3 separate regions of the Homo sapiens genome follow, and regions 1 and 2 are each linked to region 3. A link is a contact called in ENCODE Hi-C or POLR2A ChIA-PET data. All regions are on one chromosome and are shown on one strand. The core of a region is the stretch at or near the end of the contact, and the rest is flanking DNA. Distances in the headings are between cores, read along the strand shown. Region 1 holds the start of TAF3 (TATA-box binding protein associated factor 3). Region 2 holds the start of KLF6 (KLF transcription factor 6). Region 3 holds the start of GDI2 (GDP dissociation inhibitor 2).

Region 1 (2,700 bases), core at 75-2,574, 2.0 Mb after region 3:
CAACATTATCAAATAGCTACAAAATAATCAAGTACGGCTAGGACTGAAAAATGTCTCATAGATTTAGCAACACAATGTTCCTGATAACTTGGGGACAGAGTGTCCAGGGAGTAAATGCAGGCACCTTGCCCTTTAGTACCTTGCTTCTCTGCAGATCGTCATTTAGCTGAAGAACCATAATTTCAGTTCTATTATTGAGTTTCCCAGACTTTGAAAAATGTGAATATCATGTTCAAAGTTCTGGAATAGTCCCTGTCGGAGGAATATAGAGCCACTCATAAACTCGCAATTTATTGGAGGAGCACATAAACTAAATACACTGTGATAAGTACAGAAGGGCATATTTAAGAAACCGCATAGTTCAGCCACTACAATCGGGCGACCTGCAGGCTGAATCTAGACTAACCGTGGGATCAGTTTGGCTTTTGAGATGTGTTCCCAATTCTGTATTTAAAAATCAAGATATTTATCCCTAAATCCGATTTCTGGCAATACTTGGATGGAGCTGGGAGAAGGCTCTGGGGTAGGCAACCGTTCCCAGGACACTCGGCCTGCGACACCGGTTTAAGGCTCGGTTTGGCCTCTGTAGGCAGCCGAGGTCCCCATCCCCCGATAGGTCACAGCCGCGATGCTCAAATCGCACACTATAGCCCACAGGCAGCTTACCTGTTTTTTTTAAAAAAAAAAAAAAAAAAAAAGTTTTATTGGAACCAGGGCTGGGATTAGAATGACATGAGTGAGTCAGGAGTTTATGGCATGGATTTGGATTTTTTTAAAAAAACTGTTAAAATATTATCGATCTTGATGACTGAGTTTTTTGAGGCCCCCATTAATTTGGCACAGAGTCCTCCTAGTTCCTGCCCTATTGCGAAGGGCTTTGAAGGGCATGCGGAACAGCTTGGACTTTATTTAATCTTTGCAGTGGCAAGCAGCTCAATACACAGATTTTTAGCTGAGGCAACACCAGCGCAGGTCTGCGTTTGGCGAGCTCCGTAAGTTCCCACGCCCCAAACTTCTCTCTAGCACATAACTCTCTAATATGACTAACGTTATTAGTGCTAACTCTCTAACCTGTCAATGTCGTATCCCAGATCCCTCGTTTGCCTCTAAAACACTGGCGTTTTCGTCACCGCTGTCCCCCAGGTGAGCGCCCCAGCACCTGCCGCCCTGGGCGCCTCCTCCACCTGCGCGCCCCACGCCCGCTTCCGGCCGGCTTCCAGGCCTCAGAGGCGATCCCGAGGAATCGTTCCGCTCCCAAGGGGCGGAGCTTTCTCATCGCCGCGCTCGGCATTCGGCTTATGCTGCCTCGCCCCGGCGGCCGTCCAGCGGGAGGCGGAGCGAGTCCAAAATGGCGGCTCTCAGGCTGGCGCGCTCCGTGCTGCTGGGGCTTTGAGGTGGTCGCCGGGGGTCCGGGGGACCCTTTCCCCGCCGCGGAAGCCCTAGAGGATGAATCGGGGACCCTGCTAAGGTCTGGCGGCGGGGCTGGAGAGCAGTGGCAGCAAGGGCTGCGGTGGCGTCCACGCAGCGGGATGTGCGAGAGTTACTCCAGGTCGTTGTTGAGGGTCTCGGTGGCGCAGATCTGCCAGGCGCTGGGCTGGGACTCGGTGCAGCTCAGCGCCTGCCACCTCCTCACGGACGTGCTGCAGCGCTATCTGCAGCAGCTGGGCCGGGGCTGCCATCGGTACTCTGAGCTCTGTGAGTACCGGGCTGGGTGCGGGAGGGCTGCCCCGGCAAGTCAAGGGTGACACCTTCGCTCTCCCTGTCCCTCCGCGTCCCCGGGGTGTGCATCCCGCACCCCGCCTCGAGATCTGCTGTTTCCTCGGCCTCCCACGTCCCTGGGCTTCCACTGCCGCTCCAAACTCTAGTCATCCTTCGGGTGCCTCTTCCTTATCCGCTAACTTCCCGCCACCAGCCCGGGAGTCGGGTCTTCGCTCCCAGCTCCACACCCTCCTACCGCTCCTCCGCTCTGAATTGTGTCTGGATCTCTCTCATTGTCTCCTGTTTGCTGCGGGTAGATCCACCCCCAGCGTGCCCTACACCCTCTTTTACCTCGGTCCTTTTTCTCCCTTGCCCGCAAACTACTACAACTAGTTGTCACAGGCGCTCCGTCTACCGGCCGTTTCTTACAAGACTGGCCATTCCTGGGCTCCTAACTACATAGACTCGTTGACAGCTCTGCTCCGTTAGGGACACTGCCTCGTCTTTCTGTATCTGTTCGTTTCGTGAACGACATCTCCATTTACTGTTTTTCCAAGGCTGACTTTGTCAGTTTCGCTGATTAGATGTACTTTCACTTACGTCTCGGTTACCAGTGAGATGTCAGTGGCTATCGAAGTAGGATAGAGGGACCGTGGGCAGTTGACAAGATTCTCCAGGTAATCTGGGCTACAGTACTTATGAGTTTTAAATGAATGTCTGGTAATATCTATAGCTAGTGGTATTTAATAATTTAATGGAAGGAATGGAATATTTTAATAGAAGCTCCACATTATCTTGTTGATGTGAAGCATTGTATGTGTGTTTGTTGAGGAGAGGAAACTACCACTCATTTTAGTTTCAAGTCATGATGTTTAAGGTGGTGAGCTGGAGAACTGAATGAAGTGTTTCATAGGATATTTTGTTTTGTTAAAGTGGTTCCTATACTGGAAAATTGAGACTCACAGACACACGCTGTATTTCTTAGGCCCCAAGTTTCGTTCC
Region 2 (2,700 bases), core at 181-2,680, 2.0 Mb before region 3:
AACGAAGCTCTCGGAGAGTTTAAAAGCCTCCAAAGGCGACCAAGAGCCAGGTCTGGCCGTTTGCCCAAATCCCAAACGCCCGAAGGAAACTACTTAGATCAATTTCAATCACGTCCTAGGGAGCAGCTTCTTTGAGGAGGAAAAAAACAGGAGGGGGAGGGGGAAAAGGCAGGAGAGGACTGTGAACAATTAAGCAGGCGTGTGAAGGTTGCAACACCCTGCATTTCATCTTCCTTAAAGCTTTCGAGGCTTGGAAACCCACAGCCTCTATTTGATCTGGCAATTCACTTTGTGACGAAAAACAAACAGCACAGCAGGGCAGGGAGACAACAGTAAACCCTCCTGCGATCGCTGGAGAGACAATGGGAGGAGTGTCAGTCTCTCTCCCCTCGGGCGATGCTACCTATAAGCACGGGGACCTGGTAAGTTTCTTAAATTTCCAATGCCCCCAAATTCCAGTTCTACGACAATGTCGGAAACCGAGGTCCTTCTTTCCAAACTAAGACTTGAAGCAGTTTGGACGGGCTCATTGTCACAAGACTGACAAGTCACTGGGGTGTACACAGTTTTATTTTTATTTTTCTTGGTCAACAAGAGAAGCAGGGAAGACAAATAAGGCAGATCTAGGGGAAATGTTAGGCATTCCAAAGAGCAGAAAACACATTGGAAATGGTCTACAGTTTAAAAAAGACAAAAATAAAAGAGAGCTGGTCTACGTTCTGGGGGCAAAATGTGATTTTTTTAAAAAACTGTTAAGTACAAGCACCAAGAAACAAAACAAAAACAAAATCCGTTAAAAAAAAACAACAAAAAACAAACAAACAAAAAAAAAACACCTTGGCAGGCAGAGCAAGTTGGTCCCCATGACAAGCTCCAGCTGTGGCGTCTGGAGCGGGGACAGGCTCCGAACTCGTGCCAGGGGCTCGGCCGGGCTGTGCCGGGAGTTGGGGCTTCCCTGGGCGGACGCTGATCGCAGCCTGGAGGATCGATCGGCGGGGGCGCTGCGCCCGCTCCCCCGGTGACAGCGCGGGGCCCAGGCCCAGCGGACCGCAGAGAGCACCGGGTCTGAACCCCAAACAGCCGACCCGGCCCGCGCCCCGGCGCCCGCAGGGAACCGCGGCCGGCTGCGTTTACCTGTTGCCAGTACTCCTCCAGAGACGGCAGCGCCGAGAAGTAGCCGGTCTCGTGCACGATCTGGAGCTCCTGGAAGATGCTGCACATGGGGAGCACGTCCATGTCGGGCCGGGTTGGACGGAGCCCGCGGTCGCGAGGGCGGCGAGGCGCGCGGTGGGAGCCGGAGCCGAAAGTCTCCCCGGAGCGCAGGTGAAAGTTTCATGCAAACTCCAGGCTCGCAGAGACGCCCGGCCGGACCCTCCCGCAGCCCGCAGCGCGCGGAGCCCACACAATATTTGCAAACACCGGACTGACTGCAAACGTAACCCCTGCAAAACTTCCCTATTCAAAGCTCCGCTGCCAGCCTCCCCCTCCGCCCCCGCCTGGCTCCCCCCACTCCCCCTCCCCCCACGTGACTCGCCCCGCGCCCGCCCCGTGCGCGGCCCAATCCCGTGGCTCCCGGCCCGGGGGCTGCGCGCCGATGATGTCAGCTCCGGCCAATCGCAGGCGGCGACACACAGCGGCCCCGCCTGGCGTGACCGAGACTCTCCATCACGGCCCGCACCATTGGCTCAATTCGAACTCTGCTCGTTCTGATTGGAAAGTGGCCTCGCAGGCTATTTTTAGCAGGGTATATAAGGCGCGGGCGGCCGCGCGCCGGAGGAGTCCGCGCTGTGAGGTGCGCGGCCGAGCCCTGCACTGCGCCCGCGGCCGGAGCTAAGGGAGCCGGGGCTGGGAGAGCCGGGGCGGGCCGCGTCGCCTGTCCCCAGTCCCGGTCTCTCTTCCCCGCTGCCCGGTCCCGCCACCCCACGCCCGTCCCGGTCACCAAGCCGGGCCCTGTCGCCGCGCGAGCCCCGGTTCCGGCAGCTCACCCTGCGGGCGGCCGTCCGGTCCCGGGGCCGCCCGGTTCCCCCCCGTCCCCTTCTATGCCCGAGGCCGCCCCGTCCCCAACTGTCCCCTTCTACGCCGGGGGCTTCCCGGTCGCCAACTGTCCCCTTCTATGCCCGGGGCCGCCCCGTCCCCAACTGTCCTCTTCTGCGCCGCTCTGTTTCCCTACATCCCCCTAGTCATCCTCTGTTCTCTAACCTTGGGGTACCCCTCTCTGTCCTCCTCCACCTCCGGGTCCCTCTCTGTCCCCCTCCATCCCTGAGCCCGTCTCCGTCCCCCTCCAGTCCTAGGGTCCCCTCTGTCCTCCGGGCCACCAGAGTGGGGGAGGGGAGCACGCAGGCTCCCCTTGGAATTGGGAGAAACGTGTTTATCTTGTAGAGGGCGATCTTAGCCCTCACCAAGGTTAACAGCTAGGTTTTCCCATGAACGTGTAAACAATTTAGGTGCAAGCCGACATTTAGTGTGTGTGTTTTTTTCCATATAAATTATCTCCTAAAATATACCGTAATGTTCATTTTTAAGAAAAATGTCGAGACTCGAACCAGAGCATTTTAAAATCCAAAATGGAAAACTGAATTGTAACTGTATTATAGTTTTTGTTTCAAAATAGTTTAATGAACATTAAACATTTTGAAAGAATGGACTATGTAAAAAAAAATTAGAGGGTTTTGTATGTTAAGTTTTAGAGGGTCCGGCAGA
Region 3 (2,700 bases), core at 181-2,680:
AAATTTCAAAAAATTTGAAGTGGAAGTCTACATTAAATGACTCAGGAATTTGAAGTCAGAGTACATAGGATACACAAGATTTACATCAGTATTCATCTTAATTATGATCAAGCAGCCCAAAGTTAGAATTTCAAATTTCCCCAAAAATTGATAGTTAAAATGGTTTTCTCCAAAGTGAATTCTTTTGCAAGATGAACATTTAAAAAAAAAAAAAAAAGAACAGAAAAAGTACAAACTACAGAACCTGCCTGCGTTATCTACAGATTACCTAAAGTTCCCTTAGAAACAGATAACCAGGAAAATCAATATACCATGATATTAGGTACACCTTGCATTCATATATTACAATGCATTCTTCATGTTATTATCTTCCAACTCCCTGAAGAAAGCTTCGGAGTACAGAGAACTTGGCTTTTAGCAATCCATCACCAACCCAATTCTTAGGGGAAAACAGTCCAGAAGAGACAAAGGAGGCAGAGAACCCACCAAACAAAAGGAAAAGGCGGCGAAGGTCAGGTGCGAAAGCATTTGACGGACAAGTTTTGAAAAAACTCAATTCCAATTCTACAGATGCTCAGTAAGTGAGAAGGGAGGGTGGCTAAAAGGATTCAATAATACTTCTCATTAGCAGGGGGGAGAAAGGATTAAAAGACTAATTTCCACGTTTTCGCCAAAAATATAAGTTAATCAAGCCCTAGCAGTTCCGAAGCAGTGATTATCCAAGACTTGTCAGGAAACCCCGTACTCGGCTTTGGCAGCCAGACTGACCCGGGGCAGCGGCCGAGGCGGAATAGGAAATGCAACCGCGAGGCCTGCACCGTCCCCTCCGCCTCGGGTGCTGGTTTCCAACCGGGCGAGGTCACCGGCCCAAACCGGGGAGCGGGACCCTTGGCCCGGGCGGCCTTCTCCCCTCCCCTCCGCTTCCGCTGGGGGCAAGCGCAGAGGCCGGGCTCGGCCGTCACCCCGCCCCGAGCCTCACGGCCCGCATCTCCATTTCCCCGCCTGCCCCTCACACTGGGAGCCGCCCGCTCGCCCCGGGACGCGGGGCGCCCCTGAACCCGCCCGCGCCCCTAGCCACGACTCCCGTCCCGAAAACTACGGCTGACGGCAGAACGAGACCCCCGAGGAGCTGCGACCCGCGGGCCGTGCAGGAGCCGGGGGTGCGCCCGCCCCGGCTGCTCAGCCCCGGCCCCTCAGCCCTGGCGCCCACCGTCAGGCCGGTGCCCAGCACGATCACGTCGTACTCCTCATTCATGGCGGGGCAGGCGCGGACGCAGGACCCGAGCAAGGAAAAGGCGCAGGGGCTCCGTGACCACCCTACGAGGCTGGGAGGCGCTCTTGGGCGCGAAGGAAAGGGGAAGAGAAAGAGAGGAAAATGGAGCTGGCGACAAGGCGAGACCGACCGCCACCTCAGACGGGAAGAGAAGAACTGGGCGGGGAGAGGAGGGGAGGGAGCGAGGAGGGGAGGGCTGTGACTGAGCCTCCGCAGCCGGGGCGGGGCCTGCAGGCGCCGGGAGGGCCGCCAATCAGGCGCTCCCGGCACTCTAATTGGTTACGTCCCCGTCGCTCGCACAACTTTTTTTCCTTCCCCGCCTCTCGCGAGAGGAAAAGGGCGGGGCGTCGCCATTTTGGCTTCCGGTTCCCCTTGCGGCCTCTGCCACGGTGGTTCGGGAGGCGGCGCGCGGGCCGGGGTGGAGGTGCACGGAGCCGCGGGCGGGGACTGCTGGCCACCACCGTTCTGACTCCCGCCGTCGGGGCGGGAGCTCGCTCGGTCCAAGGTCCCAGAGCCGGATCGCCGCCCTTGGACTTTGAGCGGGCGCGTGCGGCGGCCACGTGGGCGAGGAGCGCGGGCCGGGCTGCCTCTCGGGGGTGGCGGCCTTGGTTCCTCCCGCGGGGCTGGGCTTGCCGGGGCCCGGAGCCCGCCGGGAAGAGTTCGGAAATCACACGTGTCCTTTTTCCCGCTCTGTGCCCTCCTTGTTTAGTGCGTTGCCGGTGGGCGCTTTAGGAAATTGGTAGGAGGAAAAGCGGCTTCTTTTGAAAAGGTAACCCTTAACAGAGATGAAAGTGAAAGCCAGGTTTCATTGGGAAGCCGATCTGCACCTACCGAGGGCTGTAACTTAAAGCCGCTGTAAACGTGGTAGCTGATCCTTGTATGCAAAGGTTTAGGCCCTAAGCTTAGAAACTGTTCCTTGCTTGCCTTCTACCCCGCTCCTCTTTTTCTAGAATTCTCTTAGGAATCTCTGGCTTCATTGAGGACACAGGTGTAAGCAGAAGCTGTGTTCTCAGCTCCAAGAGGCCGACCCCACGAAAGCCTAAGCAGGTGAATTTCGTAAAGACGTTGACAGTTGGAAAACCTGTGCTTTCAGCACGTGATAAATCTGCAGAGTCAGCAGACAATGAAGATTTGGCATTCAAGAACTCCTCAAATACTTCTCGATAGTAGCTATTCAGAGCCTGCCTTGATAGACCGAACTTGCTCATATTTAAATCATTAAGATAGAGGAAAGAATGTAACAACTTTTTAAAATGTTTCTTACCCCATAAATACTTGAAGAAGATATGTTATATTGGACCATGGATCTTTCTGGGGGGGAGGGGAGAAGAAAGCAAAAGTAAAGTTTAAATTTACATTCAACCTTAATTTGATTGTATATATTTGTGACCAAATGAATTAGTGCACAGTTGACCATACAACTGATT

Evidence for each region. A loop is a pair of places that touch in the nucleus more often than their neighbours do. ChIA-PET counts read pairs that join two places held with the same protein, here RNA polymerase II (POLR2A). Pooled maps may share reads with other maps.
Region 1: a map of CD8-positive, alpha-beta T cell shows a loop between it and region 3 (4-fold over the local background). The contact joins the promoter of TAF3 here to the promoter of GDI2 in region 3. A Hi-C loop is called at or near these places in 1 of 168 maps with a recorded cell type or tissue (CD8-positive, alpha-beta T cell) and 6 of 50 pooled maps. POLR2A ChIA-PET finds 5 or more read pairs at or near these places in 1 of 52 experiments (OCI-LY7).
Region 2: a pooled map shows a loop between it and region 3 (8-fold over the local background). The contact joins the promoter of KLF6 here to the promoter of GDI2 in region 3. A Hi-C loop is called at or near these places in 1 of 37 single-sample maps with no recorded cell type and 6 of 50 pooled maps. POLR2A ChIA-PET finds 5 or more read pairs at or near these places in 3 of 52 experiments (T-cell, activated CD4-positive, alpha-beta memory T cell and activated CD8-positive, alpha-beta memory T cell).

The regions. Positions count from the first base shown.
Region 1 is chr10:7,817,181-7,819,880 of GRCh38, forward strand. It overlaps TAF3 (TATA-box binding protein associated factor 3), which reads left to right and starts at 1,325. Exons shown (of 7, transcript NM_031923.4): 1 at 1,325-1,695. The coding sequence starts at 1,530. It overlaps LOC105376392 (a long non-coding RNA gene), which reads right to left and starts at 1,183. Exons shown (of 3, transcript XR_001747356.1): 1 at 1,072-1,183. RefSeq lists enhancers at 1,001-1,519, 1,332-1,391, 1,520-2,037.
Region 2 is chr10:3,783,779-3,786,478 of GRCh38, forward strand. It overlaps KLF6 (KLF transcription factor 6), which reads right to left and starts at 1,431. Exons shown (of 4, transcript NM_001300.6): 1 at 1,135-1,431. The coding sequence starts at 1,236. RefSeq lists enhancers at 1-252, 253-809, 810-1,365, silencers at 971-1,570, 1,821-2,100, 2,281-2,340 and a promoter at 1,232-2,169.
Region 3 is chr10:5,812,004-5,814,703 of GRCh38, forward strand. GDI2 (GDP dissociation inhibitor 2) reads right to left here and starts at 1,431. Exons shown (of 11, transcript NM_001494.4): 1 at 1,211-1,431. The coding sequence starts at 1,255. LOC124902367 (a long non-coding RNA gene) reads right to left here and starts at 1,194. Exons shown (of 2, transcript XR_007062041.1): 1 at 312-1,194. RefSeq lists silencers at 712-1,251, 1,392-1,661, 1,722-1,901 and enhancers at 853-1,445, 1,446-2,038, 2,102-2,201.